Regions from separate parts of the Mus musculus genome. Here region 2 is linked to region 1. Evidence: chromatin contacts called from ENCODE Hi-C or POLR2A ChIA-PET data. All regions are on one chromosome and are shown on one strand. Each heading gives the region's core, a stretch centred on a gene start or an enhancer-like site at or near the end of the contact. The rest is flanking DNA. Distances are from core to core; before and after follow the strand shown.

The links. Hi-C counts contacts between places; a loop is a spot of excess contacts on that map. ChIA-PET counts read pairs that join two places held with the same protein, here RNA polymerase II (POLR2A).
Region 2: a loop to region 1 is called in a map of gastrocnemius, with 2.3 times the contacts of the local background. The contact joins the enhancer-like site here to the promoter of Chid1 in region 1. A Hi-C loop is called at or near these places in 2 of 37 maps with a recorded cell type or tissue (gastrocnemius and heart). POLR2A ChIA-PET finds 5 or more read pairs at or near these places in 1 of 5 experiments (Patski).

The regions. Positions count from the first base shown.
Region 1 is chr7:141,538,076-141,542,126 of GRCm38, reverse strand. Chid1 (chitinase domain containing 1) reads left to right here and starts at 2,299. Exons shown (of 13, transcript NM_001142681.2): 1 at 2,299-2,354.
Region 2 is chr7:141,659,887-141,663,937 of GRCm38, reverse strand. No RefSeq gene overlaps it. Among named protein-coding and RNA genes, the nearest start is that of Muc6, 6.5 kb to the right of the region's middle. Within about 2 kb of position 2,302, at least 1 of the 3 ENCODE cell types and tissues checked has a DNase peak (open chromatin) inside an H3K27ac peak, as active enhancers do; it is heart, where a contact is called at or near this core.

The DNA.
Region 1 (4,051 bases), core at 1,050-3,549:
AGATAGATAGAGTGTGTATGTTGCTATATAACCCAGGCTTGCCTTGCACTTATGGCCATCTTCCTTTTAAGTGCTGATATTATAGCGCCATGCATCATCACATCTGGCTTCAATTTCTAAAATGCCCCGCATTTTAGTACTTTGTTTAAATGAGCAACAATATCTCAGGAATCCCAAGAATTTGAATTTTTAAAAACATTAATTCCTTGGGCCAAGGGGCTGACTCACTGGGTAAAGGCACTTGATTAGAAACCTGACAGTCTGAGCTGGATCCCCAGAAACCACATGGAGAAAGGAGCGCCAATTCCCAGAAGTGGTCCTTTGACCTCCACATGCCTCCTACTGCTGCTTGCTACACACACACACACACACACACACACACACACACGCACACCATATAATAGATAAGTAAATAAATAAAAATTTAAAACATCTTTTTCAAACAAAAATAAATAAATGCAGAAAATCTAAAGTTACCTCAAATACTGCAGAAACATTAAAATTGGAATGGATTCACTAATACGGAGTGTTAATGCTTTAGTTCTGATTCTCTTGGTCTTTTCTATCCATCTTTCTGTATTTTCTGTGTGACTAAAAGGTGGCTAAACACTTGAAATCAGTTTGGGGCTGGAAACATAGTTCATTGGTAGAGTGTTGGCCAAGTAGGTGTTTAGTCCTGAGTTCACTCCTAATACCGTGGAGGGGAGAGAAGCCAGTGTTCACCTACACACACATACCAGAGATCTGGGGCACCCTTTGTCAGGCTGTGCAGGTGAGGGCAGGGCAGACTTTGTGGGTACAGCTCAACAGGCTCCTGAGCATCTGTCTAATGGAACCCTGAAAGGGGCTGGTCTTGAGTTCTGTTTTTCTCTCCTTTCTGTTCTTAAGAGTCTGCAACACAGACTGGGAGTGGAATCCTTAGTGGACTTTGCCAAGTCTTTAGCTCAAAGACCTCTTACATCAGTCAGATCCAAATGCCTTCGCTGGTTTAAAAGAATGATGGTCTCTTTAGTATTGCTTGGACTGAACAATTCTCAGGACATCCACCTCTCCAGAGTTCTGCCCACTTGGAATCACTGTTCTGGGCATTTGTTCCTAGTAGGGTGCTGAGCTGGATGCCAGGAAAGCAGATGGTGATGCACAGCATGCCTTAGCATACACACCCAGCCCCGCCCCTGTAGAAAGGCTTGGGGGACAGCTGGCAGAAAATATGGGGAAGAGAAAGGAGGAAACGTGATTCGGAAGGAAGAACACGAAGCTCAGCTCAGTGAGAAACCTCTGCAGCAGCAGGAATGGGGAAACAGCCGCACTGCAAATCCTGGAACAGACCATAGTGGAGTGGGCCAGAGGGTTTAACTGGGTGTGGACAGGCCAAATGTGGTTTCTGCAGGAAACTGCTGGGAACAGCAAGGGATGGGGGTGGGGACTAGTCAGCTTGATGAAAAATAAAAATGCTGGTCACGTGTGCTTTCAACCCACTCGAAGAAGTGTCTGGGCTCCTCTTGCTAAAGCTGAGATGGGGGTGGGGAGCGTGGTGTCTGCCTCTGTGGGTTCTAGCTCCTACAATTTGCAAGACCAAAAACGAGGACCAAGACAGCTCTGGGATTTAGGCAGATAGAATGTTCGCTGTGCTAGGCCATCTGGAGAAGGATGTTATATTGCCTGGAGCAGTGTCTCTACTGGAGACAGTGTAGTGGGCACTGCAAACCTATAGATAGTGACAGAAATGTGGCAACTGGGATAATGTGGAGGTTCAAAGACTTGGCGCACAGTCTGTCCTGACACATCTGGGAGACTACGGAACTGACTATGCGCATAGTGACCCACGTCCCCCATACTTGACAGGGATGGGTTCCCAAGACCCTAAAGGCCTTGGTGGTCACATAAGTGGACGTAATGTAGACTTCAGCACAGTGCTGAGGCAGCCAGCCATCAATCCCGGAGAGGGGATGTTCAACATCACCACCAACTTCTCTGGGAGGATTTCGGGATCTGACCCCACTATTCTGCTGTACGACAGGCCCTTGATCAATAGAGGGACTGGCTGCAGGAGCGGAAACAGCACCTACGGCTACGAAGTACACGTTCCGCACACTCAGCTCTGTCTTCATCCAACTGACGGTCCCGATCCACTCTCAGCCCTTCTCCAGCTCGCCGGTCGCTACGAGGCTCCACCTCTAACTCCGCCCTCCAGCCATCTCGGTCCCGCCCCATCCCAGCGTGCCGTGCGCAAGGCATCTAGGAAGCTGGCGTGGCGCAGCGGGAGCTTGTGGAGGCCAGTGGGCGGGACTTCCGGTTGATTAAATCGTCTTCCGGCCGTGCTTGATGGGTCTGGCCGGTCTCCTGACATGAAGGTGAGCCCGGCTGTGGCGGCAATGGGACTGCTTCATCTTCCGCGTCACAATGCGGGAACGTCGGGCAGCGAGGCTCTCCCCGGACAGAACGGGCAGAGTGTGAGCGGGAAGGAGAGGGCACGGATGAGAGCAATATGGGAGCTATGAATGTGAGGGCGAGGAAGTGAGTGAGGATGAGAGGGTTTGAGGGGGAGAGCGATCGTGTCAGTGTGAGAAGAAACAGATGTGAGGGTGAGTGGGAGCTCGTGCGGAATAAGCAGATGTGAGGGTGAGCTGGTGGAAGAAACAGATGTGAGGGTGAGTAGGTGTCAGAAAGCAGGTGTGTCAGCCTGAGAGTAAGGGCGTATGTGAGAGAGCGAGCGGGTGTGAGGGCCCGAATGGGTGAGGGGAGATGTGAGAACATGGACTTTATTAGGGGTGAGAAAGCGAGTGGGGATGAGTATGAGCAAGGGTGAGAGAGTGTTAGGGTGAGAGCAGGTATGGGAGAGAGTGTGACATTGTTCTTTAGTAGAAGTGTGAGCGCCAAGTGTGTGACTGTGAGGAAGCTTTCGAGCCAACAGTAATCTGAGAATATGAGCGAGCACAGGCCGTTGCATAAAATCAAGAGAGCCCGTAGCGATGGCTTTAATCCTAGCACCCGGGAGGCAAAGGCTGGCAGATGGATCTCTGTGAGTCCGAGGCCACCCTGGTCTATAGAGTGAGTTTCAGGTCAGCCAGGGCCACATAGCAAGACCCTGTCTCCAAAAAAGAGTTTGGGGGTGGGGCAAAAGAAGCCGCAGGAAGCACGTGTGAACAGCACAGTAGTGAATGTGTTAAGTTTATGTATGTGCCAGTGTAGCTGGATATGAAGAAACATGGGTGAGTGGTGTATAAAGGAGTATAAACATGAACCAGGATGTAAGATAACGAAGTCAGAGATTTCAGATATGTGAGTTAGTGTGCATAGCTTGTGGAGCCACAAATGAACGAACGATGACATGAGTGTGCAAACGAGTTAGCAAGGCCAGAGTGGCTGTCGGGCATAGAGAATGAGCTCTATGTGGAGGGCCCAGCCTCAGGTAGGAGGGTATACAGCAAGTTGTATGGGTTCCTTCAAGTTTGCTAGGTACATGAGGCCTTACCCTCAGCGCAGCCTCAAATCTTGAACACTCTGTGATGGAAAATTTCCAAAGAACTTTCCACAGATCTCTAGACTGGAGCCCAGGGAGGCCCAGAGACAGTGTGCTGGTGACAGAACTATAACTTGAGCCATCTTATCACAGTCCTGTTTGCATTGCATTGTATAGTTGGGATGGGATGGTAGCCACGTGCCCCATGGCTTGGTGGGCTGCCCCCTGTGTTGGTTTCCTTATCTGTAAATGGGAATAACATTTATGCCTGCCTGAGTCCTGGTCTGTGGAGAGAACTTGTGGATAATTCACCAGGTTTGGCATGCAACATATGGTCAATAAATGTCACCTGGGGTTGTGATCATCCTGCTTCTTACGTCACCTTCATTTCCAACCATACACTCACCCACCTCCTCATATGAACAGTTCACTCCAAAATGTGTTCTCAAAAATGAAAATGTAGGCTGACCATCATACTTGCTGTAAGAGCAGTGAATCTATTAGAACTGAAGGCTGAAAGTATGGCCCAGTATTTTCTTAGTATATGGAAAGCCATGAGTTCTAATTCCCTGCTCCTACAAAACCGAT
Region 2 (4,051 bases), core at 1,053-3,552, 120 kb before region 1:
GGAAGGTCAGAGTCCAAGGTTATCCCAGACTCAGCCTAGGATATCCTGCCCTATTTGGGCTACTTGAGACCCTGCCTCAAATCCACTGCTCTAACAGAAAAGTTAGAGTGACCCTCATTCTTCTATAAAAGGCATGCCAATATTAACATCAGATAAAACAGGTCTTTGAGCAATAATATTACCATGAACAAAGAAGGCTACTTAATAATGACATGACAGCCAAAGATGTGTGGTCTCTGGGGAGTTCTTAGCCCCAATATTAGAAGCATGGTGTTAAAGAAACAGTGGTAAGGCAGACTCTGGCAGACTGGAGAGCATCTGCCCTGTAAAAGATGTATCATAAAAAAAGAGGCTCAAGCTCCATGGGCTTGCAGCTAACAGAGGACTGGAAGACTGGGCAGAACTCAGGAAGTACAATGACTGCCTTGCATGCATGAGGCTTGAGTTCAATGAGCACACACACACATGCATGTGCACAGACACACAAGCACATGTGCATACACCCGAAGGACTTCTAAGTGAACCACAATTAAATAATCCAATTGAAAGATAGACTAGGGATTTGAAGCACTTCACTGAAGAAATAGATTCAGAAAATAATTGAGAAAAAAAAAAAAAACCAGTAGCTACAGGAAGCCCTCTGAGAGCTGCCCTTACATAGCACTGCACACAGTAGCCACTGTGGACTGTCATTCTGTAGCACTGCACATAGTGGGCACTTTAGACTGTCATTCCACAGCACTGCACATAGTAGGCACTGTGCACTGCCACATGGCATCACTGACCTAGGAAGAGGTGAAGGGCCTAGGAGTCTCTCATGCCCCCAGTGGCACACAGTCCAAAGATGCCAGCTATGTGACCGCGGCAAACTCAATCATGGCAAAGGGTAAGCACCTGAGACTCTTCCTACATGTTCCCAACAGCTCACTTAAGGTTACCTCAAGCTGGAAACAGGCCAAGAAACCAACAAAAGAGGAGAGCATGCACCAGGATCCAGGGGTGCATTTAGGACACAGGAACATGGACATTACATTTATTTTCTTTTTCCTTGTTTTATAGTTACATTTTTATTTATTAAGATTCAGTGGGAAGGCAGGCAAGCCACAGTGTTCATGGGGAGGTCAGAATACATCTTTTGGGAGCCTGTGCCCTCCTTCCACCATGCATACCAGGGTTCGGACTCAGCTGTCAGGATCACACGAGTGCTTTTACCAGCTGAGCCACTTTGCTGCCCCTGGACATCACATTTCTTTTCTTCCTTGGTGCTGAGAACTGAATCCATGACCTTATGATACTGAACAGGCGCTGTGCCACTGAGCTATGTTCCCAGGCTAGCATTTCATTTCTAAGGCCACTGTCAGCCTTGCTCACTGACACTGGGCAGGAGAGGCTAAAGCCCCTGTTTCCCCAAGACCCCAGAATTCTACCCGTTCCCATAGAGTCTCTCCTTGACTCAGCCCTCCTCAAGCTACAACTGACTATTGCCAATGTCTACAGCCAGCCCTTCTGTGCCCAGCCCTTCCCTCTCGCCTGCTGCCTGCCTATGCCACACCCATCTTCCCCTCCCACTGCCTGGGATGCTCCTTAAGCTCCCGAGGATAGCACTGTTCTCTAGTAGCTATTGCTGTGGCCTCTGAGCGTGACTGTTTACCATGCTACTAACAGGGCCAACACATTGTCTCCAAACTCCACTGAGACACCTTACCGAGACCCCATGTAAGTACACACTGTTCCTCCCCATTACTCCTATGACTAGTTCAAAGCCCCTTCACCACTGTCAGCTCTCAGGCTCCCTTTACCCATTTCTCCCAGTTGACTCGAGGTCCAGGATATCCTTGAATACCTGCTCCTGGCTGGGCCTGGCCTCCATAGTCATGGCTGTGCCCCAGATGGCCTGGTAGCCTCCTGTAACTCTGGGCTGCTGTTGCCCTGCTCTGAAAAGACTTATGTTTCTGGGACCCCGCTGGGTCCCTAACACTATCTGTGACAGAGACCAAAGATGCCTGAAGAGAAGTGCCCTTGTAGCCTCCATCTCAACACTTGATCTCTAGCTTCCAAGGTCACCCACTCACTCCCCCCAATACTTCCCAAATCCCCCTCTGCAGCTCCCAGTAGTGGGCACGTCTGCAATGACTCTATATACCACAGGTGCTCGCATAAGGCAGCCCAGGAACCCATAGCCTGACAGGTATTGGTCCACAGTGCCACTTGAGGCAGCCCGGGGGCTGAGGCTTGTGTCCTTGCCAACCTTATCTGTGTTTCACTCAACATAGGCTGGCTCTGCACTGAAGGGGGCAGGGCAGCCTGGTCAGGGTTTTCTGGAAACCCTAAGCTGCTTCCTGCTTGCCAGGCTGAGGGCACTCTTACATGTGGCCTGGAAGCTGGAATTGTGTTAACAATGGCTGGGGTTGGATGAAGCCCATCCTTCATGATTCTGAACTCTCCCAGGGTTAGGTTCCGTGGTGCCTGTGTGATTTTAGAGTACCTGCTGTGATCAAGAAGGGGGGAATCACTGCCCTGGAAGGCTTGTTGAAGCATCCAAGAAATGAAAAAAGTCCCATTATGGGCTTCTGTCTGATGGTCAGTGAGGTCCAACGCTCCCCACCCTCCTGCAAGAAAGAAAGGTATGATGAGGAAGTCCAGCATAGGACTCACAGGTGCAGTGTGTCCCCTAGCTGAAGGGACAGCTGAGCCAGAAGCCCTCCTGTCAAAAGGTGGGTGTCTCAAACTTGGGGGTGTAGCTCAGCTGGTAGAACACTCACCTAGCACGTACAGAGCCTTGAATTTGGTACTCAGCATCTCAAAAATCAAGTATGGTGGCCCACTAGGAATCTCAGCCCCTGGGAGGTAGAGGACAGTGCAGGTTATCCTTGGTGACATAGCAAGTCACCACCAGCATGGGCTACATCAGACCAGCTCTCAAGAGGAAAAACAAAGGGAGGAAGAGGAGGAGGAGGGGGAGGAGGAGCAAGTGGAGGGGAGGGAGAGGCAGAGGAGGAAGAGAAAGAGGAGGGGGAGGAGAAGGAAGAGGAGAAGGAGGAAGAAGGAAGAGGAAAAGAAGATAAGGAGGAAGTGAATGTGCAGCTACAGGCACCCTCATCCCAGGGTAAGACCTATCAGCTCCCTGGGAGTTCAGGTCCACCTACCACCCCTTTCTGATGCCACTCCTATTATCTGTGGTCCCTCCATTAGGCATAAATACAGGCTGTCCATGAGCAAAAAGGATTAAAGGCCCCCAGCTGGGAGAGCATGAAAGTGAGTGCTTTACACATTGCAGAACACAGTTCCTCCCCTATCCAGGTAGGACCTACATCAGGCAGTCACTTCCCTGCCAAGGCTGGAGGCCAGGGTCTATGTCCGGAGGGAGGAGCTGATCACAACTAGATCCCAGCTCAAGAGCCTGATCATGCAAGTGGTGGAGTCTAGGCACTTTGCCAGGTAGAAACTGAGAAACAGTCACTGAAGGGGCTGTGGAGGTCACATACACCCTCTAGCTGTGGGCCCCTGGCCATAGCAGGAGATTTGCTGGCTTCATTGTTACCTCATCAGAATTGACTCCAGAGCTCAGGGTAAAGTCTTCAAGAGCCAGGGAAACAAGAGTTGGCTAGAGTAGGAGACCAGAGGCCAGGAGTTGGATAGGATCTTGGACATTCTGTAAGGGCAGTAAGGCCTTAGAACAGACAGCTCCACAGCACCAGCCTGCAGGTTCCTAGAGCAGGGCTTGCAGGTCCCTGGAGAAGGTGGACCGTGAATACTTTGTCTTCTATGTACTTGCAAGGCCACTGGGAGGCCAGGGCACATGAGAATTAGGAGAGTGGATCACCATTGGGGCAGAAGGAGAGGGGAGAACAGCCCTTTCTGGGACAGTTAATGAAATACAGGTCCTACTAAGCCACAGAGCCCAAGGCTGACTGCCACCTACTACACACAGGACATAGCAGCCATGGCAGGTTTAGCTCCAGGGTCACCAGTTCTCACCCTCTCCCCATGATGTAAGTACCCATGAACCAGCCCTGAAGCTCGCTGACCACCAAGGGATCAGACAGCCCAC